Regions from separate parts of the Homo sapiens genome. Here regions 2 and 3 are each linked to region 1. Evidence: read pairs that join two places in POLR2A ChIA-PET (ENCODE). Cell type or tissue: A673. All regions are shown on one strand. Each heading gives the region's core, and the rest is flanking DNA. Links, peaks and the distances in the headings are about the cores only.

Region 1 (8,155 bases), core at 1,544-6,543:
TCTTCCAAAAGACATTCAGCTTCTGACTTGAGATTGCACAGGTCAAAAGCTTTTCAGTTCACTCTTAACTCCACAGTGGTTTTATTCTATCACATATTTACACAGGGATTTCACAAAGTACTCTTGAAAGCAAAGCATAAGCAATTTATCGTACACAACAGGATTTACTTAGTACTGAGCAGGCATTTCTTGTGACCTTCCTGTAAACGTTAAAAAGTGTTGTTGTTTTTAGTCAGTTTGCTTGAGGTAGATATTCATAGGGAATCATTTTGGGTCATATGATCGCTAGAAGAAAAGCTATTTTCAGCAACTTAGGACAAGGCTGTAACTGAAAAGGGCCTGCCTGCTCACTGGTATCAAGTCCCCGAGGAAGGCAGCTTGTGGCTGTTTTCTTCTCTTGGTCCAGCACAGTTTGCAGAGAAGCTTCTGGAAGGACTGAGACCACCAGATAGCAGTCATCCTTGGGGATGGATATTTATTGTTTGCCTGTGGGCTAAGTTGATTGGCCAGACACAGTGCCTGTAATGCCAGCACTTTGGAAGGTCAAGGTGGGAGGATCTCTTGAGCTCAGGAGTTAGAGACCAGCCTGGGCAACATAGTGAGACCTCATATCTACTAAAAAAAAAAAAAAAAAAAAATCAAAAAAATTAGCTGGGGGTGGTGGCATGCACCTGTAGTCCCAGCTACTTGGAAGGCTGAGGTAGGAGAATCACTTGAGTGTGGGAAGTCAAGGCTGCAGGTGCCCTGATTACACCACTGCACTCCAGCCTGGGCAACAGAGCAAGAACCGGTCTCAAAAAAATTAATTAAAAAAATAAAATAAAAAGTAAAGTTTGTTCATCTACTTTATTGTTGATTATTAAATTCTAGGTAGGTGTGTCCAGTGCATTTTGTTTATCACTTCTAGGCAATATTCACTCATTGCAAACTCTGTGCTAAATCATAACACCCATAACATCCAGGCAGCTGGATACATTTCAGTTCAACTGGCAATTGGTCGTGCACAATTTGTCATGTGCCAGGCACTCATTGAACCTTTCCACAATCCTGCAAGGCAGGAATTACACCCATGTTTACCCAATCCAGAAGCTAAAGCCTAGAGATTTATGCAAGTCCACTCACTAGTAAATGGTAGGGGGATTAAATTAAAACTCAGGTCTTCTCACTCCACTGCCTCCAAAACAATTAATGAAACCTGCCTGTGAGATAAGGAAATGGAAGCACAGAGGTCAAGTGACCAAGGACTCTTAAACGTAGGCCACTGGACTTTCCATTCTTTGTTGGACACAGTGCAAACACGTCTAAGACGTAATCTATTTGGAACGTTAATCTGTTGTTAGCAAACTTTTCAGAAATTGTCTTTATTTTCTATTTCTCTGAAAGAAAGTAGGGCATTGTTTCATTCGTACTTGTAGGATTTTAATTGAGGGAGGGAACTGAATGGTGACATAGAGAGGTCAATGCCATTGAAATAATTTACACTTAGGATTCCCTAGAGATGGGGGCACATGGGGAATGCCAGGTTTGGTCAGGCGGCAGAAGCAAGAACAAGGGGAAAGGTCTAGATCAATGCCGTTGTTGGGGTTTCTTTGGGAAAGCCAAGACAGGCCACAGTGAACCGTTCGGGACTGGCTAGTTTGAGTTTACGGGTGGTCTCTAGTTGCCTGGGGCCTGGTCCTGGGATGATTTAGGGCAAGGGAAATACTGGCTTGCTGTGTGAGATTAGATAAATGGATTGAGTGGCTTGCATAGGAGGGGCATTCCCAAGCAAGTTGTTACTATCTTTAGGTATTGGCTAGGCCTGGGAAGGACAGCAGTCTCTCCCCAGATCTGTAAGGCCCCCCTGAAGATGTCAAAACAGACCAGGTGTGGTGGCTCACGCCTGCAATTCCAGCACTTGGGGAGGCTAAGGCAGGAGGATTGCTTGAGTCCAGGAGTTGGAGACCAGCATGGGCAATATAGCAAGACCCCCATCTCCACACACACAAAAACATTCTTAATTAGCTGGGTGTGGTGGCATGTGCCTGTGGTCCCAGCTACTCAGGAGGCTGAAGTGGGAGGATCTCTTGAGCCCAGGAGGTCAAGGCGGTGGTGAGCCTTGATCATGCCACGGCACTTCAGCCTGGGTGACAGTGAGACCCTGTCTCTTAAAAAAAAAAAGAAAAAAAAAAAGAAATCAAAGCATAAGATACAGAAAATAAAAGAAACACATTCCAATCTATGGTAATACAGTTCTAGATGGTATTCTCTCCCATTGAGCAACCATTGCATTTTACCACTGCTGTTAGCCTATGTCCAGTTTGATTCTTTGAAGACCTCTTGGTTGAAGGAGATAAGTTTAAAGTTGTACCTACCTGATTAATATTTGGAAATTTGTTAAAACATAGCTTTTTCAGCCCAGCGCAGTGGCTCACACCTGTAATCCCAGCAATTTGGGAGGCCGAGGTGGGCAGATCACCTGAGGTCAGGAGTTCAAGACCAGTCTGGCCAACATGGTGAAACCCCATCTCTACTAAAAATATAAAATTAGCCAGGCACGGTGGTGCACGCCTATAATCCCAGCTACTTGGGAGGCTGAGGCAGGAGAATCACCTGAACCCGGGAGGCAGAGGTTGCAGTGAGCCAAGATCGCGCCACCGCACTCCAGCCTGGGGGACAAGAGCGAGACTTTGTCTCAAAAAAAAAAAAAAAAAAACCATAGATTTTTCATGTGATTCCAGATAGCCAAATACAGTGACCTCCTTGTTATCTACGGTCTTACCAAGCAGAAATCTATTACTCGCTATCCACAGTTAGCCAGTGCAAGGACAATAGATGTTCTGAATAACTGTCTTGAGATACTGCAGAATCTTGAAGTTCTCTGAGTCATAAAGAGAATGAACATTTTTTTAAAAATCATCTAGTGAGAAGTATATTTTATCATATTAAAAATCTTTGAAAATTGGAAAGCCAAGGATGTTACTCATTATTTGATTAACTGGAATCTTCCACCTCCTGATCAGCCTGGAAGAAAGATAGAATATATTTTTGAAATTCATAGATTATTAACATAGTTCATACATTTTCTAACAAATGAGTATCATGTTAGGGAAAAATCTAAAAAGAAAATAAGTTTTCATATAGATGTCCGACATCATAGAGCTTAAATGGATTCAATTTTCAGCGAATCTGTTGACATCCTTTTGATTTCAGTACCGTACCAGCATTTGAGGCTTCATATGTCTACCTTCCTTTTCAAAAGGCAGCCACTCATGAAAATCATGACAATCAAATGGTAAAAGATGAGCAAAAAATAGGAACAACTTACTTGCGAAAACACCTCTTGTATGCAGAATGGAGGTAGTATCAAACTATTATGAATTTATAGGATCTTATTCCACACGCTGTCTCAGCCTTTGTTTTCACAGTTAACATCTGCAGCAGATGATGTTCACACATGTCCACATGCCTCGGGGACACACCTCCTGTGGGCTTTCCCCATTACACTTACCTTTTTCACCCACTCAAGGAAGCTTATTAGAATGCAAGTAAACGAGAATGGCATTATGATGTTATAAGCCAATACAATTTTAGAACAAAAATCAAATCATTCCCAAGTTCTGTTGAGCTCTAATAGATAGCAAGCTATTTGTGATGCACCCAGACACTGATCTGGGCACCAGTATACCCTGCTCCTGTAGTTGAGAACATCTAAGAATCACAACTCACCTTGGAAAGTTTATTTCACTGATCCACACTTAAATCTCTCATTCACTCAACAATTATCTATTGAATTTGTACTAGAAGCTGGAGGAACAGCTGCTTTCACAGTTTAAAAGAAAATCACAGATGGGTAAAATGGTCATCATTATTAACATGATCTGTGTGTTGAATTTGATAAGTGCTGACCATAACATGTTGTACGTAAGTGTTTCATAGCCAATGGCATTGATGAAAGAGCTGGATCCATGAAAATTCCAAGGGGAGTTCCCATTTTATTAATTTGGCAAACTGGCCATCAAAGCATTTTGCTTGTAGCCATAGCTCTCTTTGGAAGCCTGTGATAATTGTGCTGGATAGGAGGCAGCGTGAGGCCAGGAGCCGTGGCTTATCCCTGCCAGCACTTTGGGAGGCCAAAGCGGGAGGATTGCTTAAGGCAAGAATTTGAGATCAGCCCGCACATAGTAAGACCTTGTATCTCTCTAAAATAAATATACATACATATAAGTATGTATTTTTTAAAAAAGAGAAAAGAGACAATGTGAAAATTAACTAGGAAGCTGATATCACAGGGTTATCTGAGATTTGCTACTTATGATTTCTGCTGCTTTTATTAGTTAGAAAGGGAGGAAGGAAGGAAGGAAGGACAGAGGGAGGGCGGGGGAAGGGAGGGAGGAAGGAAGGAAGAGAGGGAGGGGGGAAGAAAGGGAAAATAATAGATTGCACAAAATACTAATTGGGCCTCATAGGGTGGTCTCTGGAAATGGGGTGATTTTCATCTATTTATCCTCCATGAGAGGCAGCAAAGCCAATTGGACAGGCTATTTGTGGCAACAGGAGGTCTTGGCTGGTAACCAGGGGGCCATGCGTTCTCCAGCACCCTGCTAGTTAGCTGCGCTGTATTGTGCCAACTCTGGAGTCTGTCCTTCTCCCCAGAATTCGTTTGTGCACTGGATGCTTCGGATGAGTTTCTGAAGGAGCGTGTGATAAACCTTCCTGAGAGCATCGTGGCGGGGACCCACTACAGCCAAGACCGATTCCTCCGGGCTCTGAGCAACTACCGGGACATCAATATCGACGATGAGACTGTCTTCAACTATTTTGATGAACTTGAAATTCACCCGATACATATTGGTATGAAATGAATTCAAGGATAATGTGAATGTCCAGGACCCCCAGCAAAGCTTGGTGCAGGTCTAGCTGTAATTGTGGGGCTGGGGGGAGGGTGGGGAGTGTAATCATGGGTTGGGGCACAGGAAGCCATGAAATACACAGGGCACTCCTCCTGGGGAGTCATTCTATGTGGGGATTTGGTGGTGGGAGGGTGTTATTATCGTATGAGAATTTATGGATATATTGTGAAGTCAAATGACAAATCCTTTTTTTTTTTTTTGTGGGGGGATGGAGTCTCGCTCAGTTGCCCAAGCTGGAGTGCAGTGGTGCAATCTTGGCTCACTGCAACCTCTGCTTCCCGGGTTCAAGCAATTCTCCTGCCTCAGCCTCCCAAGTAGCTGGAACTACAGGCACATGCCACCAGGCCTGATTAATTTTTTTTTCTTTTTTTTTGAGATGGAGTCTTGCTCTATTGCCCAGGCTGGAGTGCAGTGGCACCATCTCGGCTCACTGCAAACTCCGCCTCCCGGGTTCACGCCATTCTCCTGCCTCAGCCTCCCGAGTAGCTGGGACTACAGGTGCACACCACAGTGCCCGGCTAATTTTTTTGTATTTTTAGTAGAGACGGGGTTTCACTGTGTTAGCCAGGATGGTCTCGATCTCCTGACCTCGTGATCTGCCCGCCTCGGCCTCCCAAAGTACTGGGATTATAGGTGTGAGCCACCGTGCCTGGCCGACAAACTCTTTTTTTTTTTTTTTTAAAGAAATGTGTGTATGGTGCTGGCTGCTTGGGCCATTCCCCCAGGTTCCTTGGGAGCAGTGTTCTGTCCCTGTTAAATTATTGGGCACTGGTGCTCTTCCAGACCCTTTCCCAGCCTTCTGACTGGCCAGCCCATCCCCGTAGCTACCCAGAAGAGCAAATAGCTCTTCACTGCGTTCCTTCTTGTTTCCTGTAAACACAGCTCTGAGCTTAGCACACAGCAAGCACTCATGATCCCGCATCACGTCAGCCTCATCGTCACCATTATCATTCCTGGCTCCAGTTCTCAGCTTTCACAGCTGCTGCTACTTCCCTTGGCTTGTTGAACCCCTGACCTACCTTTCTGGTTTTCTGGACCTTCGCACGTATTCCTCCTATGGGCTTGGTGAGAAAGAACCAGCTTCTGCCTGGTGGAAGCTTCCTGGCCAGGCCCACACCTTGGGCCTCCAGGGGCTGCTCTCTACCCCCAACTGCCCAATGGGACAGCATTTGAGCCCTGGAGTATCGGGAGGCTTAGTGCTAAGGGATAATGTCAGCAGGAGGCAGGAGAGCTAATTCCAATTGTGGCTGGGCCTCAGTTTTCTCATCTGTGAAATAGGAAAATAATCAGGCTTGCAGGATTGTTACAAACGGTAGAGATGAGAGATACGAAGTGCCTGGCACATTGAAGGAGTTCAACAAGTGGTCATTTTGTTATTCCTACCAACACTAAGGCATAACATGACATACTATTATGAAATAAAAAAATGACTGGGTGCAGTGCCTCACGCCTGTAATCCCTACACATTGGAAGACCAAGGTGGGTGGATCATCTGAGGTCAGGAGTTCAAGACCAGCATGGCCAACATGGTGAAACCCCATCTCTACTAAAAATACACAAATTAGCTGGGCGTGGTGGTGTGCACCTGTAATCCCAGCTACCCAGGAGGCTGAGGCAGGAGAATCATTTGAACCCAGGAGGCAGAGATTGCAGTGAAGTGAGATCATGCCACTGCACTCCAGCCTGGGTGACAGTGAGACTCTGTCTCAAAAAAAAAAAAAGAAATACAAAAACAATTTATAAATCTGCAAATTCTTCTTGTCTGCACCCTCAGAGCAGTGACTGGGTTTTGTCCTCATCTGGACATGTTTCTGCATGTTGGACATGCTTTATATGTAAAAGCTAAGGGTTCTGTACCTCCTAATATGGAAATTAGTTTACATTATTTAGAGAACTAGGAAAGAATGGAGAATACATTTCAGAAAAATAGTGATTGTCATCTTTTCAGTTAGGTCCCAAAAACTGTTTATAGGAAGATCAGGAGAGCCCAGGAGAAATGTTGAGAAAAAAAATAAGTAACAGGGAGGAATGAATGAGTGGCCATTGTGTTCCATCTCATCCTGTGCCCATCTCATTTGGCCTCATCTACAACTGACAACTGGGAGATAATATAAAAGCAGAAGGGAGAAATGTATCCTAAGGATGGGAGATGGGGAGGGCGTCTCACAGCCAGGGATGCAGCCCGGCCTCTGCAATGTCTGGAATGGGGCCCTGGAAAGATGCTGGGAATCACATCCTCTCATCAGCTCTGGACTCTGCTTCTCTCTCAGTGTCTCTTTGTCCTCTCTTTCTTTGGGCCAGTGTACTCTCCCCCTCTGTGGCCTGTGTGGTAGGCTGAGGCCACCCCACACCCCAGAGTTACAATGCTACCCTGGGAGCCAAGGCCAGAGCTGACTTCACTGTGTCCAATCCCACATTCCCTGAAGGGCAACTCTGCTGGTCACAGTTCGGGCTGAGGTGCCCCACCCCAGTCTAATCAGCAGTGGCCCCACTCTGGGGTCAGAGTGGAATATTGCTAGGGGGAATCATTCCCAAGTACCTTCTCAAAGGTGTCCAGTTAGTGATATCAAGGTTGTAACTACTCAGAGTAATCAGGGAGAAATGCATTTATTTATTTATTTATTTATTTTATTTATTCTTTTTGAGACAGAATCTCCCTCTGTCACCCAGGCTGAAGTGCAGTGGCGCAATCTTGGCTCACTGCAACCTCTGCCTCCTGGGTTCAAGCGTTTCTCCTGCCTCAGCCTCCCAAGTAGCTGGGATTACAGGTGTATGCCACATGCCCAGCTAATTTTTGTGTTTTTGGTAGAGACAGGGTTTTACCACGTTGGCCAGGCTGGTCTCAAACTCCTGGCCTCAAGCAATCTGCCCATCTCGGCCTCCCAAAGTTCTGGGATTACAGGCGTGAGCCACCACACCCAGTGAGAAATGCATTTAAATGTCACAGGTCAGGCAATGAGGAGCTACCGATATGACTTTTACCTTTTTTTTTTTTTTTTTTGAGACAAAGTCTTGCTCTGTCACCCAAGCTGGAGTACAGTAGCTCAATCTCAACTCAATGCAACCTCTGCTTCCCGGGTTCAAGTGATCCTCCTGCCTAAGCCTCCCAAGTAGCTGGAACTACAGGTGTGCACCACCACACCAGGCTAATTTTTGTATTTTTAGTGGAGATGGGGTTTCTCCATGTTGGCCAGGCTGGTCTTGAACTCCTGACCTCAACCTACTCGGCCTCCCAAAGTGCTGAGATTACAGGTGTGAGCCAC
Region 2 (8,155 bases), core at 1,665-6,664, 410 kb after region 1:
TACAGAAAAGTGTCAACGGACAAACCAGCGATAATACTACCCTACCACCCACAGGCAACCACTATTAATGTTTTGACACATTTTCTTCAGTCATTTCTATGCATTTTTATTTTTAAATAGTTATGCTTCGTATACAGCTTTATATTCTTCTTTTTAAAGTTAACATTAAATACTTTTTATGTTATTATGAATACTTCATGAATATAACTTCTATGTTTTCTTAACTTTTTTAAATGAATTTGTGATACTTTCATGACCATTTTCGTATTATTGGGCATTTAAGTTGCTTTCAATATTGGGATATTATAAACAATATTTTTGAACAAAATTGGGCAGAAATCTTCATTGACATATGAATATTCTTAGATTTTCAAAAGGGAGCCACTGGGTCAAAGACTATGAAATGAAAAGTTGTGGATCCTTATCAAATTGCTTTGCAAAAATCTATCAGTTAACACTTTGCCCAGTAGATCCGAGTGCCCAACCTACATTTTTGTCATCCTCGAGGGTTATAGACTGAAAGTTTGTGTCCCCTGCATTGTTCCTGTGTTTAAGCCTAACCCCTAAGATGATGGTCTTTGGAGGTGGACCTTTGAGAGGTGATTAGGTCATGAGGGTGAAGCCTTCATGATTAATGGGATTAATGCCTTCATAAGAGACAGGAGAGAGATGATGTCTGTCTCTGTCATGTGACCGTCTGCAAACTGGGAAGATGGGCCTGGCCAGGAATAGAATCTGCCAGAACTTCTATTTCTCAGCCTCCAGAACTGTGGGAAATAAATGTTTGCTATTTAAGCCATCCAGACTAACACATTAAATTTTATTTTTATAATTTGATAAGGTAATTTTTTTTTTTATTGCTAGTGCACCCAAACCTTTATTTGTAAACTAATCACTCTTTTTGGTGTGTTGATAAGTACTGTTTATACAGTAATGACCTTAACTCTTTGCCATTTTTGTTGCTGACTTTTTCCTGTTTATTTTTTGTGTATGATATATTTTTAATTTTTATGAAGTTTAGCTTCTATCACTTTAATCTATTGATCTTTCATTGTAATTTCTGTTACTTTAAAAATATTTTTTCATCCAGAAATTAGAAATATTTACCATGACTTTTTCTAGGCTTTTTTGTTTTAATGCTTCTAAATTTTCAATCCATATGGGACTTATTTTGGTAAATGTATGCCATGAGGTGAGGATCACAAAGATTTTTTTCTAAGCAGCTAGCCAGTAGCTTCAGTACCATTTGTTAAATAAATGATCTCCTCCACCCTTCCTCCACCCTGGTTTGTGATGCCTGCTTTATTACATACTCTTGTTTCTAGACTATCTGTTTGATTTCATTGATCTGTCTGTTCTTATGCCCGCACCACACTGACTTAATTAATGCCATTTTACTTATTAATTCTAATTTATTGCCCAAACCACATTAACAGAAATCAAAATTCGCTTATGATCCTACCACCACTACAGAAATCTAACTCTTGTCCTTTGGCTGTGTTATTCTTAGTCCTATTTCATGTCTGTTTAATTTTTTAGTTATAGCAGTTGCATGGAAAAAATTTTATAGTTTTTTTTAAAGTTCCACAGGTTATTCTGTAGTCTTCTAACTTACTAAGTTCTACTGATAAAGTACAAGTCACATTAAAGAATTAATATTATAAAAGGGTCTTGATATGTAGATAGCCTTATACACTACATTAGTAATTGTATGCAGTCTACTGCTGACCAGATGGTTTAGACAATTCTCTATCACATGTGTGTTACACAAATAAAATGCTTACCATTTCCACTGTACTCAGGATGCATTTGTACGTACAATGGTGAGTTTATGATGGCATAGCATTTTATAACTTATGAATAGCATTCTTGAATTTTTGTAGTTTGGCTTGTCATGAATTCAGTTCCCTGTAAAACTTCTGCATTGAGAAAATTCAGCTTCATTTGTAAACCACTGCAGATGATCTTCAAAAAACCGTCTTTTTAGTTAAGTCCAATGTTAGAACGTTGTTCTGAGATGTCAGCCATGTGAGTGGAGATGATAATATAATCTTTGTGCCTGGGATGCAACAGGGAGGAGTGAATCCAGAGTTTGGGGAGAGGGTGGGACAGTCGTCTGAATGCTCTTTCCACTTTCCTGTGTGTTGGCTTTCTGCTTCTGATCCTATAGAAGCCAGTGAAAAGCCATCACAGTTACTTAAAATGAACACCGTACAATACCTGGGCAACAGTTTCTTTAAAAGTGGAAAAATTGCTGTACTCAATATTCTCTCTGGCCTTGACACAAAAATCATAGTTCAAAAGTTCATGATGGTGGTCCTTGGTATAATTCTCAGATGTGAGAAAGGTCCCTACACACTTTCGTAGTCTTTTCCCATAAGGGACCAATATGTGTTAGTACTTAAAAGTGAAAGTAGAGCCACTGAAGGGTCTGGTCAGCTAAGCCTGAGGACTCGAAAGTTCTAGGACAGTGTATTCCAGGGAAAGTTACAACTGGGAAGTGATTCTATTAGATTGTCCGGTGAAGAGAGAAAAAAGTACATTTACTTCTTGAACTTTTGTAGGTCGAGAAATGTGCCTCCAAGGTTCTTAGGAAGACCTTTGACGTGGATATTTTAGTTCTTCCCTACTCCTTCCCCTGCCCCAACACAAACAGCCTCACGTCTTCATTTACTTCGTTAACTATTATGGAACATTTTGGTGCAAACATGTGAATCAGTTTAACTGGAGAAGTAATAACGTACATCCCAGTCTGCTTGACATTGTAATTGCAGAAGTATATGATCTAATCCCTGTGTACCTCCCCACCCCAAGTTTCTAGTCCAGAAACCCTTGACAGATAATTAAACAGTTATGGCAAAGTATTAGATTGATGCAAAAGTAATTGTAGTTTTTGCCATTTTTTAAATATTGTGCCTTAGCATTCATAATTTTAAGTAGGGTCATTTAGACATTTCTTAAGATATGCACACAGTTGCAATGGGTTTTTTTTTCCTTTTTTTAAGTTTCTAACTAGACTTTCAAAAGAGAAGCCGTCTGTATTCCAGGTGCTACAGTCCCAAAATAAGTCTCTGATATGTCATGCAAAGTGTTCAGAAAGCAAAGGTGGTTGAAATTACATCAAAATGGTTTCCAAGGCCCTGTCTGTTCTTGTAGAGGTCAGAGAAACCACAGCCTGCAAAAACACAATTGAGGCCAAAAATCTGAAACACCTGCTGTTCCCAATGAACTGTGTGATGCACATAGAAAGTGTTTGGAAGGGAGGGTCAAGCTAAGTGAACAGTCATGATAATACCTGGTTGGTCTTGTAGCAGCAAAATTGAGGGGAAATATGAAAGTTTTTAAAATGGATTTTTTTTAATGTTATTGTTGATACCCCTATTTGAATGTAAAGTCCCTAACACAAAGAAGCAAGCTTCCTTTAGACTGCATTTACTGCTCTTGATGACTCCAGTTGTGTGTAAATATTAGAAAACAGCAGGGTCCTGCATTCCAAGAATCACTTGAGCAGTGCCACGAAGACAAGTGTCCTTACTGGTATTGTAGTCATACTCCCAAGCTCTCCTGCTGTTTCTAATCTGTGCGCACAGCCGTGAAAAAACTGGACTGACATTTACAGGCACAGCAGGGAGACACTTGACTAGGGAATGTTGAAGACTACAGCACCTCCAATTCAAAGTGGCCACCACACATGATAAATCTTCACAGGAGAGCCAGTCTGCACTTCAGCTGATGCCATAATGAGGGTATCTGTAATGAAGCAAAAAGCAGAACATTATTCTCCTCTAAACTCAACTTTTTAGCAGTCAGATGTTTATTGTTGCCTTTTTTAAGACCTAAATATCTAAAGGAAAAATCTAATTCTGCGTGGGTGTCGGATCTATTTCTTTGAAACTTTTTTGGAAGGTCTGTTTCCTTACTGCTCAGTCCTTACTAGGGTTTTACAGGAATGTTCCTTAGTAAAAGAGCATTTACTCATCAACTCTGAATAGAAATAACATTTCCTGGAATCTTTTCTAACTGGCATGTAAACGAGGGTCAGTCGCTTTCTGCCTCGAGTTCGGCAGATTTTATTCCCTGTTTTGTCCCAGGGAGCTGCCAGATTCGTATGCCATAATACCAGTAATGCAATTAGGTTTGCTGCACATTGTCTGGTTGACTTCTCAGTTAAGAGTTTCTTTCCCTGTGGGAATAAGACTAGACAGACTGCCATTTGCTATTACTAATTCTGCTTAGCATTATCACTGGAGCTTTTTTTGTAATTAGCTATCTTAGTTGGCTCTTAAATTTTAATAGCCAATTGAAGCTACGTTTTCGCCAAGTTCCATATCTAAATTGCATTCAGTCCATTAACAAAGTTGGTTAAAAGGCTATTAAAAGCCAATATATGGTGGTTCGCACTTTCATCTTTGCGGCAGTAGCAATGCTGGCTTCCTCCGAGTTCTCTAAAGGAACTTACTCTCCTCAAAGTTACACATAAACTGGACACAACTTCTGAGCGGCAAGAAATTAATGACAAGATTTTTAGCATGCTAACATATTTCAAAAATGTCACTGCCTACCCCCTTTGCCTTTTGGTGAGGGTTCTTCCAGGGTTTGGTTTCATTTGGTTGATGGCGATGAAGGAAGGAAGAAAGACATTTAATATTGTAACTTAAAATTGATGGTTTTTGAAAAGTGAATAATTGAAATGATGTTTTTCTCCATTTTAGCTTATCAAAATTATTAGCAAAACCATCTGAGGCACCTTCTGGTAGAATTATAGTCTCGCTGGGTTTAGTTTGTAAAACATTCTGCCAGACATTTAAAAAAAAAAAAATTGTAGTGGAGCCAACACATAGGCTCAGAGCACTCTTTGCCTAATTGATAGTCCTCGTTATTATTATGGTTAAAGTCAGAAGACCATTTCTAACACTCCCCCACCCTTGGCAAATTAGTTTACCATGATTTTAATTTCTACATTGAGTCCCCCTTCCTCCAAATTGGAACGTTAGTTCAGTTTTCCATTTTCAAAGGTACTTAATTTCAAAAATTTTTACAATTTGTAATGCAGGCTGTCAAAAGAAATTAGACTGGTACAGGGTGCATTCAGTGTACATTTATCTCTGAATCGTTAGTATCCTGGGAATGAAGACGTGGAGAGAAACTAGTGGGCAAATACATCCTGTCACCTTGACTCAGTCCAGTGCAACTGAAACAGCCCTCCACCCCCACCCTGCCCCATTTTGCCAGTGTCCTATTTTGAAAAGAATAGTTTTTCTGTTTCAAAAATCTACAGATTTTTTAAGACTCCAAATGATGGCTTTTTCTATTGCCCCATTCAGAAGCTATTAGAAATTGTATTTAATCTTAAATTTTTCAAAGTCACAAGAGGTTCAAATACTTTCCATCTCCCTCTATTTGACCATTCTTCCATAGCTAGCTTTCTCTATCACCCCCAGAACTGTGATCAGGCTTTGTCTTTGATGATGTTATCTTCCCTACTGAAAGCCACCTGGCAGACAAAATCTGGGTGGAGGTAATTCTGCTAAAATTACGTTTCCATTTTAGGAGTCCATATTCACATGGGATTTTTCATACAAGTTTACTTTTTCAGTCTTTGGCTAGATGGCTGAGGCAACATCAATGAAAGTATAAGAGCTTCACATGTCTTAGCAAAGCAACAGCTGGATGGTCTCTGATGATTTTTGTTCTATACCAGAAGCTGATAGAAAAGGACAAGAGAGGTCATTTTATCCATGTTAAGATTATAATGCAGTAAAATTAATATGTTATTGTATATGTAACTAATTGAGCTTTAATAAAAATAAAACTGGCTTTAAAAATCATGTCACAAAACTCTCTAAGAGATGAGTTTGATGGCTTCTCCTATGGAAGACAAAGCAAGAACAGCCCTGCTGTGTGTTTTTTGTTTTGTTTTGTTTTGTTTTTTGAGATGGAGTCTCTGTCGCCCAGGCTGGAGTGCAGTGGTGTGATCTTTTGGGTGCTAACTTTCCCATGCTCCTGAATTGCACATGTGGAATGCAATGTTCCTGGTAGGCATCTCATACAACCCCTAGAGAAGGAAAGGAGAGGGGCCTTCAGGAACCTGGTAGAAGCCTGGGCAGAGTTGGCTGACGTCACTTGGTCTGGAATGAGAGAGGATTTGACATTGCACACAGTACAGGAGGCACCTCACGTGTTACCATGTGATTCACTTAAGGTCTTTTCTCTTGGACTGGTCTATTTCCTTAGAGAAGGTTCTATCTGTTGCCCAGAGGGCTGAATTTTGAAGACCATAGTTAAGAGAGCACCATCCAATTCATCAGCTTTGCCTTTTAGGGATTATGCTTTTGGTGTCTGGTCTAAGAATTTGGCCTAGCCCTAGATTCTGAAGATTTTTCAATTTTCCCTGAAAGTTCTAGAGTTTTATGTTCTACATCTAAGGCTTTGATCTATTTTGAGGGTTTTTTTATATCTATATAAGCTGTGAGTTTCGAGTCAAGATTCTGCTTTTTGCCTATGGATGTCCAATTGTTTCAGAACAATTTTATTATTACTATTATTTTATTTTTTCCAAGACTGAGTCTCGCTCTGTTGCCCAGGCTGGAGTGCAATGGCGCAATCTCAGCCCACTGCAACCTCCGCCTCCCGGGTTCAAGCAATTCTCCTGCCTCAGCCTCCCAAGTAGCTGGGATTACAGGCATGCGCCACTAGGCCCGGCTAATTTTTGTATTTTTAGTAGAGACAGGGTTTCACCATGTTGGCCAGGCTGGTCTCAAACTCCTGACCTCGTGATCCATCCACTTTGACCTCCCAAAGTTCTGGGATTACAGGCGTGAGCCACCGCGCCTGGCCTCAGAACAATTTTTTGAAGAGACTTTTCTTCCTCTTCTGAATTGATTTTGCACCATCAGAAAAAATTAGACATATTTGTAGATGAGTCTATTTGTGGATTTTCTATTCAGCTAGCTCTATGTCCACTGATCTGCCAGTATCACACTGTTTTGATTACTGTAGCTATATAGTGAGCTTTGGTATTAGATTCCTCCCGCTTGGTCATTTTTAAAGATTGGTTTAGCTATTCGAGAACTTTTGCCTTTCTATACAAATTTTAGAATGAAATTGAGGTCTACAAAAAATGGTATTGAAACTACAGACAATTTTGGGAGAACTGACATCTTTATTGTGTTAAATCTTTCGATCTATGAACACAATACTTTGTTGTTGTTGTTGTTGTTGTTTAGGTCTTTGAGTTTCAATATACAATCCTGTACTTAGTTTGTTAAGTGTATACCTAAGAATTTAACTTTTTTCTGAAGCAGTTGTAAATGGTTTTGTGTTTTTTTTTTGGTGGGGGGGGAGGGGTTGAAGTCTTGCTCTGTTGTCCAGGCTGGAGTGCAGTGGTGTGATCTCAGCTCACTGCCACCTCCACCTCCCAGGTTCAAGCAATTGTCCTGCCTCAGCCTCCAGAGTTGCTGGGATTACAGGCACCCGCCACCACGCCCGACTAATTTTTGTATTTTTGGTAGAGATGGGGTTTCACCACGTTGGCCAGGCTGGTCTCCAACTCCTGACCTCAGGTGATCCGCCCACCTCGGCCTCCTCAAGTGCCGGGATTACATGTGTGAGCCACCGTGCCTGGCAGGTATTGTTTTTAATTTCAGTTTCCACAGATTCATTGTTAGTGTAAAGAAATACAATTTTTGAGTTTTGTGTTTTGCTGTCACATTGACGAATTTACTATTTATCAATTTTAAAACTTAAGTATTGAGTTCTTATTATGATAGATGAGATTTTAGCTCTCTTGTACTCTTCCCCTTCCCCTATCCTTTCGTACAATTAGGTATTTTTAGATAAATTGGTAGTCAGGGTTTACATTGTTTCAACTAGGTAGATATTACTTATTTCAGTGTATTGTGATGTCGTTTCCTTTTTTGGTAAAACTTTTTGCTTCTGTTGGAATTAAAAATTGCCTCATTAATCTTTTTCTAAGTTTTTTACATATTTTTGACTATTTACAGTTATTCCATCAGATCTATTATAACACCCACCAGTAGTTTTTTATTTCACATGTTCAATCATATCAGAAAATTCATCAATTTGTTTTTAAATTGGATGCCTCCCTTCTGGAGTGTTTCTTTTTGTTCCACCTGATATCAAGTTGTCTTTGGGA
Region 3 (8,155 bases), core at 1,665-6,664, 590 kb after region 1:
CACTCCCATTTCCTACAATAATGAGAGAGAACACCAGAGAGACTAGCAAACATCATCAGATGAACAGTTCACATTCTCTTGGTTCAAGTCCAAGGTTTTTTTCTACTATATTTAGAATGATATTTTCCAAGGTAGTGTGTGAGTTGGCTCCTGTCTAACTCTCCAGTATCATCTCAAACCAGGGTACCCCAGGGCCTTTGCACGGCCTCTTTTGCCTCTTTTGGTCTTTGCTTACATGTCACCTTCCCAGAGGGACCTTCCAAGTTCATGCCATCTAAAGTCATTCTCTCCCTTACAATCTATCACACTGATCTGTTCATTTCTGCAATTTGTAATTTGTTTGTCCTTCCTTTATCCCAACACCCTCTGTTTTTATGTAAGCTCCCAGCACAAAGTAGAAACTCAATAAATTATTGTTGACCAGATATTGAAATTTGTGGCTGAAGAAATAATATTCCAGATAGGCTGAAGAAAGAATATTCCAGACTGCTCTGGACTAGGGCTGAGAACCCTGGGATTCAGGTTTAATGCATGGTCATTGTGGTCTGGGGCCAATCCCCTGGTCTTTGAGCATCAGTCTCTACAGCTCAAAACAAGGACAGTGCTAGAAACTTTCCCCTAGAAGAGTTGGGAGAATTAAATGCTATAAAGAATATGAAAAGTGATGTGTGAATTGTAAGTCACACCTCACATCTGAGTCACTGGGGACACTGTCAGCTTCCAGAGGGTAGGGACAGCGAGTGGCTCAGCTTTGTCACTGTGGCATCTGGCAAAAGCCCTGCTCCCTCTCCAAGGTGATTTTTGGGTAAAAGCATGGTGTGGGGCAGTCCGAGCCAACACTAAGGAACTGCAAAGGAAGGACTCATCTGCTGAAACAGAGCCTGTCTGGCTTCCCTGGTATAATGGGTTGAAATGTGCCCCTCTCCAAAATCCCTGTGTTGGAGTCCTAACCCCCAGTACCTCCGAATGTGACTGTATTTGGAGATAAAATCTTTTAAAGAGGTAATTGAGGTTAAATGAGGTCACTGGGGTGGACCCTAATCCAATAAGACTGTTGTCCTTATTCAGAGAAGGAATGTGGACCCAGACACACACAGAGGAGGGCCGTGTGAAGATATAGGGAGAAGGCAGCTGTCCATGAGCCAAGAAGAGAGGCCTTAGAAGAAACCACCCCTGGCAACACCTTGATCATGGACTTCCAGCCTCCAGAACTGTATAAAAATACATTTCTGTTATTTAAGTTCTCCAGCCTGGGGTACTTTGTTATGGTAGCCCTAGCAAACTAACACACCTGGACAGCCCCTTCATAGCAGTTAACAGCTCCTGTTTGCAGAGGCCTGAGTTCAGTCAAGGCAGCATGAGAAGTGCTTCATAGAGAAGATTTCCAGATGCCCCTCAGCAACCCGGCAAGGCAGGCCTCATCCCCCCAGGTGTGACAGACACAGGGTGAGGGTGAAACGGTCTTCCCAGGAGCACACCCGCAAGGGAGGCAAGGCCCGAGCAGTGAGGAGTCAAGCACAGAGACTTGGAACAAGATTCCGCCTGAGTTTTGGCTCCTCACCTGCTAGGCTTGGGGTCTTGGCACCATGACTTAACCCTGGACTCTCAGTGTCTCCATCTTTAAATGGGGCTAATAACAGCAGCATCTGTCCCTCAGTGCTGTCAGGTGGCTTCAGTGAGATAATACATGGTATAGCGGATGACGCGTGATGCAGGACAAGCCCTCAAACTCATGGATGCAGTTCACAGCTTTTTGCCCAGCAGGGCTGAACTTGAGATCCTCCCCTCTCCTGCTGCCCCAGCCTGGCCCTGGGCCTGGGGATGGGGGCTCGGTGCTGCCTGATGCATGGCCCACTGAAGGAAAGCTGGCTTCCAGCAGCAAATCTGCTGGTTTGAGCCCCTCTCTGAGCCCTTGTGACCACTTTTGGGCCTTTTAAGGACCTCTCTTGTACCTCCTGCTGCTGTAGAACAAACAAAAAATCTGCTGTGGCAGCTGGTCACCTCCTTAATTAAGCCGTGCAAATGTCGAAAAAGGTGTGAAAGCAAGACTGCATGTGGATAATCTCACTCTTAGATTGCAATGTGAATCCTTTCTCCCACCTCCCTTTTGGATGGATGACACCATTGAGGTCACTGGGAATAGGAAGAAGTTAAAGCAGAAAATAGTGACAACTCCTCATCATATCTGCAAAAGGCATAATGGTCCCTAAAGTTTTTTTTTTTTTGGATACGGAGTAATGCTCTTGTTGCCCAGGCTGGAGTGCAATGGTGCGATCTTGGCTCACTGCAACCTCCGCCTCCCGGGCTCAAATGACTCTCCTGTCTCTGCCTCCCGAGTAGCTGGGATTACTTGCCTCCACCACCATGCCCGGCTAAGTCTTTGTATTTTTAGTAGACATGGGGTTTCACCATATTGGCCAGGCTGGTCTCGAACTCCTGACCTCAGGTGATCCACCCGCCTTGACGTCCCAAAGTGCTGGGATTACAGTGTGAGCCACTGCGCTTGGCCGCCCAAAGGGTTTTTGAATTCATCACTCCCCAACCCTGGCCTACAGGCCTGAGCTTAAACTCTGGATGTGCCACTTCCTAGCTGTGCAGGTTTAGGGAAGTTACTTCATCTCTCCGTGCCTTGGCTTCCATGTCTGTAACATGGGAATCATCACAGTACCTATCTTAAAAGTGGTTGGGGAGATCAAGAGATATCATGCACACAGATCATTTAGCAGAGAGTTTGCTCAAGAAATGATAGCTATCATCTGCTCGTTCTTATTGTTGTCATCATTTAAAAAAATTCCCATCCTCTCCCATTTCTGCTACCCTCTATACTTGGGCCAGCCCACTCATCTCTTCGTGTTTACACCCAGCTCTTCCTGCAATGCATCGCCTCTTGTCTCTGCCAGTAGCCCAGTCACTTCACACCCTCTGAGCTCCAGCGACTCCTCCTCTGAGAAACCTCTTGGGTCCTAGTGTTTGTAGTTTGTCTCATGCAGTCCTCCTAAAACCTTGCGAGTTCTCTTCTCCCCATTTTACAAATACGGAAACTTGGGCTTATAAAAATTGATTTGTCCAAGGACACAAAGCTTTCCAGGTCACAAGATTTCAAGCACAGGGCTCTGTGGTCCTCAGGCTATGCTGATTTATCACTGTCTCTCCCCACACATTTCACCTTATTTGTGCACTGTTCATTGACCCAGTCACTTTGTGAATTCTTTGACAGGGGGGATAAGACTTATTCATGTCTGCATCCCCAGCATCTAGCATAATCTTTGACATAGGCAGATACTCAATAAATACCTGCTGAGTGAGTGAAGGAAGAAATAAATTCCATATACATGAAATAAGAGAGTTAGATGTGAAGGAATCTCTAAGCTCCTCCATAGCTCTCAAAAGTCTAAGTCACATAATTTATGGAAATTTCTTCCCATCAAAATCATGTTAGGAAAATATAGCAGTGAGTGGTGCTGCATGATTGTTAATATAATTTGCAATTTCCATAGCTTCTTATGGAGACATGAACTTAAACATGCACAGAGGTTTGTCAAATATCCTATGTATCTGGAGAATCCTAGGAGAATCTCAGAGGGGATCAACCTGAGGAACGTCTTGAACTGGGGTGAGATGTCCCAATAGAAACAGTGTCAGGGCCGGGCACACCTGTGCTGGGTCTTTGCTCAGCTGCTTATTGACCTCTAACCTTCCCCAAGTCTTGGCTTCAGTTTTTTCATCTGTAAAATGAGGGCAAGGCAGAATGGGGCTATGGCAGAGGCTATGCCTGATACATGGATGACTCAAGATGAGTCGCTTTCCTCTTCCTTCCCTTGTAATTTCCTGGCTCTGGCAGGTAAGGTACCTGTTAGTCCATCTTTCAACTTAATGTCTTTGTCTGCTCTTTGTTGCCATCTGGGGCAGCATCCAGGAGCATTCACTGAACATCTAAAGGGTGGGTACAGATGACAGAGGTTCATGGAGGTCCCAGGACGGTGCCATCACTTCCAGCTGAAGGCTCGACTCAGCTGTGAACAGTGAGGACTTCAGTAGGCAGAGAAGGAAAAGGGTCAGGCACAGGAATTGGGAAACAGATGGCATTTCTGAGGGTCCAGAGGAGAAAAATGCAAGCACACCCAGGGATTGTTGGTAGACAGTGTGTTTGTACCTGGGGACTGTGTGTGCAGAAGAGGATGGAGGGGCCAAATTAGGATGGTGGGAGTCAGACCAGAGTGGGGGGCATCCTGTTCAATACCATGGGGCCTACAAAGGGGCTGAAAATTCGTCTTCCCCGTTTTCCTTCCTCCCTCCCTCCTTCCTCCCTCCCTGCCTCCTTCCTTCTTTCCTTCCTTCCTTCCTTCCTTCCTTCCTTCCTTCCTTCCTTCCTTCCTTCCTTCCTTCCTTCCTTCCTTCCCTTCATCATTCCTCCCTCCTCCTCCTCTTTCTTCTTCCTCTTTTTTTCTCTCTCTCCCCATTTCAGAAGGATGGAGCTAATTCCAGAAGGGTGGAGTTTAATCCAAGGTTAAAGTTGGAGGACACAAAAGACAGATCTCAGCGGGGTTCTGAGTGGGTGGGGGAAGGAGAAGAGATCAAATTAGAAAAGGATTAAAATATCAGGGCAGTTTCTGAATCTTGAAACTAAGTGTTAGTCTGCAAAGGACAAAAGACAGAATCCCAGTATCCTCTTAAACATCGCCTGTCCCCTGTTTCTTTTCTGTCTCTGCCTTTGGATGCCCCTCTGCTGAGGGGCAGGGCCTCTCAGACGACACCTTTCCTGACTTTCTCTGTGTATCCAAACTCTCAGATGACATGCATTTGATTTCTCCCAGTTTTAATTTTAAGAAAACAAGAATGCCCTCCCTCTCTCCCTCCCTAATTTCGTCCTTCCTTCCTTCCTTCCTTCCTTCCTTCCTTCCTTCCTTCCTTCCTTCCTTCCTTTCCCCCTTCCTCCTTCCCATCCATCCATTAGGCACTAATATATGGTAGTAGAAAATGGGCATGCAGGGGAGAAAGGGACAATTATTTATTGAATTTAGAGTTATCGATGTCATGGAGGCTAGGGGATGAATCCTGTCTTCTTCTAGCTACTGTTTTCTCTGTCAAGTCCCTGTGTCATTCAGAAACCCAGCTTTGTCATCTGTAAACCAGGGTTGATAGAGCCGACCTTGCCAGGTTCTTATGCAGGGACTCACAGGAACCATCACCAAATGCTTTCGCTGGAGATGTGGGCAGGAATCTCCTCCCAACAACCCATGCACAGCAAAGGGGTTATTTGTATACTTTTCCAGAATGAGAATAGGGCAGGACTGCACTGGATCTGCTCATTGGGAAGTCAGAAGTGAGATCCCTGAGAGAAGATTCTCTTTCTCTTGAAGCGTTTCTGGGGAGCCTCATTTTGCTTCCCAGATAAGATAGAAATAGATAGGTAGATAGATAAGACAAATAGATACACGGATACAAGGTTAATAGATACATAGACAGATAAATAGACAGACAGATAGATAGATGAATGGAATAAATAGATAGATAGATAGATAGATAGATAGATAGATAGATAGATAGATAGATAGATAGATAGATTAGATAGATTTGCTAGAGGCCAGACTTGGCTTTGAAACTCAATGTATGACTGCTGCCCCCTGCCCAGGGACGTCTTCCCCCGGTGGGACAGGAGAGCAGTGAGTTCTGCAAGGTGTGTGTGTGTGTGTGTGTGTGTGTGTGTGTGTGTGTGTGTTTTCTGAGACATAGTCTCACTCTGTGGCCCAGGCTGGAGTTCAGTGACACGATCTCGGCTCACTGCAACCTCTGCCTCTCAGGTTCAAGTGATTCTCCTGCCTCAGTCTCCCAAATAGCTGAGATTACAGGGATGAGCCACCACACCCAGCTAATTTTTTATATTTTTGGTAGAGATGGGGTTTCACCATGTTGACCAGGCTGGTCTTGAACTCTTGACCTCAAGTGATCTGCCTGCCTCTGCCTCCCAAAGTGCTGGAGTTACAAGGCATGAGCTACCGCATGTGGGTTATTCTTGAAAGCAAAGTGTGTGCTCAGAGGCAGAGCCTGGGCTCCACACACATGATCTCACAGCAGCCTGATCAGGGGATCCTTTACCCTGTTTTTCCAGATAGGGAACCTCAGTGGCACATAGGCAAGCAAAGAGCTTATCCAGGGCCACACAGCCAGCGGGCAGAGATACATGGCAGCAGACAAGTGGCCCTGGCCATGCAGCTGCCTCACCTCAGCTTTGATCTTAGAGGAAGAAACTCTGCCTTCAGCCTGGGCCTGTGCAACACACACCTCCTAAACAAGAAAACAACCAACAATGTGGGGAGCATTGTCTCCAGTGACCATCCAGGGCCAGGGCTGGCTTTGGGGTGTATCCTCAGGTCAGCTGCGATATGAGGAGCTGCAGGTCAACTGCAACATGAGGAACATCGACAGGCCCAAGGTCTTCCTTTTAAAGAGCTACCATTTAGTCTGAGACATATTTGTGCCTGTTCTAGAATTTTGGTGTGAAAAGTTCTCTATTTTATGAAAGGAAGAAAAGTTCTCTATTTTACTCTATTTTATGTAGTACTTGGGTTTTGTTTTTAAGTTTTGGCCAAATAAAAGCTGACAACTCTATGTCAATTCTATCTCTGTCTATCTATCATCTATCTATCTATCTATCTATCTATCTATCTATCTATCTATCTATCTATCTATCATCTATCATCTATCATCTGTTATCTATCTATCTATCTATCTATCTATCTATCTATCTATCTATCTGTTTATCTATCATCTATCTATCCATGTATCTCTCTCTCTTATCTATCTACCTATTTATCTCTAACTTATCTATTTACCTATCTCTATTTTCTATCTATCTATCTATCTATCTATCTATCTATCTATCTATCTATCTATCGCTCTATCTTTAATTTTAAAATTTGCTGCTTGGTGACACCCACAGGTCTGGATACCACTGCTCTAGCTATCTCAGGGAAGTTCCATGAATTAGAGGCTTCAAATGCCTTTCAGGGGCTACTGATAGCCACAGCTCAGGCACCAGGTGCGCTCGTGGTTCTGGCTCTGCCCCTTTCTGCCGGGTTTGTAGGTGCTGCCCTCCTCTGAGCTTCCTTTTACTCCTCTGTGAACTAGACTTAATGAGGCCAACTCCAACGTGTCAGTGTCAGGCTGGGGTAAGATAGAGAGAGGGAACGGCCAGCATGGGGTCTGGCATACTAAGGGCACCAACCAATGGGGCTTGGCTTCATTTGTACGTTCACTTAACCAAGCCCATGGACCACCTACTGTGTACCACCCCTGCGTAGAGTACTGGGAAAAAGCAGTGAACATCCACAGTCCCAGGTTTTCAATCCAGCAGGGGTCCTGATAAACACACAGCTGACCTCCTCCCTGTTAAGGGTGAGGAGGGGGCTTCAGGAGGGGGGTGGCAGGGTGTCACTGGAGCACCTGGTGGAGGATTAGCTTCTCACCTGTCTTGGGTGTGGGTGGAGGTGGGGTGGGAACTGGCTGCTGGGGAAAACCTTCTGGCTCTTCATGGGACCTGCTCAGAGGGCCAGAGGAATAGATTCCTGGGAGCCTGGGAATTGAAAACAGAAATGTGTGACAACAGATGGACTGGGGTCTTTTCTGGAGCAGAATGTCAGTGCTCGTCTGGAGATCTCACTGTCTCTGAGGGCCATACCCACAGGTATGACCTACATTGAGAACGTCTGTCCTGGGTATGAAGTCTCTTCTCAGATGCAATTTTGTTGGAGCTGCACAAGAGGCCCATGGGTTGATGTGATTATCTCCATGAAAGAAGATTTGGAGATGAGGACGGATGAAATGACTGGCCCATGGCCACCTGTCTGGTCAACTGCAATGTGACCCAGGACTTCGGATCACACTTCACCAGCTCTCCAAAAGCATCTCACTCCAGACTCTCCAGATGCATCGTTTGCCACATGCAGGGGGCTTCTGGAAGAGGGTGGCAGGGTGTCAAAGGAGCACATGCATAGCTGCCCTCTCTTTGTTTTCTCTGACATCAGTTGGCTTTCAAAAGCTGCGTCATTTCCTTCAGCCATTGGCCCAAGTGACTCAAGGGGACATGGAGCTCCAGTGGGAGGCGGGAGATTTCGCGCCCAGCTCCATCCTGTCTGTGGCCTCAGGCTTGCTTAGT

What was found. ChIA-PET counts read pairs that join two places held together with the same protein. Peaks named below come from ENCODE experiments on the same cell type or tissue, not always from the same donor. Only the 100,000 strongest peaks of a DNase experiment are listed, where the experiment ranks them.
Region 2: POLR2A ChIA-PET joins it to region 1 with 8 read pairs; 1 of 35 experiments calls an interaction of 5 or more read pairs at or near these places.
Region 3: POLR2A ChIA-PET joins it to region 1 with 7 read pairs; 1 of 35 experiments calls an interaction of 5 or more read pairs at or near these places.

Annotation. Positions count from the first base shown.
Region 1 is chr14:96,473,830-96,481,984 of GRCh38, forward strand. AK7 (adenylate kinase 7) reads left to right here. Exons shown (of 18, transcript NM_152327.5): 15 at 4,636-4,833. Among named protein-coding and RNA genes, the nearest start is that of PAPOLA-DT, 24 kb to the right of the region's middle. RefSeq lists a silencer at 209-409. In A673, for the core only: no CTCF peak of the experiment used is centred there; DNase peaks (open chromatin) are centred at 4,122, 4,522 and 5,772; H3K4me3 peaks cover 1,864 bases; H3K27ac peaks cover 3,042 bases.
Region 2 is chr14:96,885,208-96,893,362 of GRCh38, forward strand. No RefSeq gene overlaps it. Among named protein-coding and RNA genes, the nearest start is that of LINC00618, 54 kb to the right of the region's middle. In A673, for the core only: no CTCF peak of the experiment used is centred there; DNase peaks (open chromatin) are centred at 3,584 and 3,934; H3K27ac peaks cover 1,132 bases.
Region 3 is chr14:97,061,712-97,069,866 of GRCh38, forward strand. No RefSeq gene overlaps it. Among named protein-coding and RNA genes, the nearest start is that of LINC02304, 89 kb to the right of the region's middle. In A673, for the core only: no CTCF peak of the experiment used is centred there; DNase peaks (open chromatin) are centred at 2,920, 4,220, 4,790 and 5,030; H3K27ac peaks cover 5,000 bases.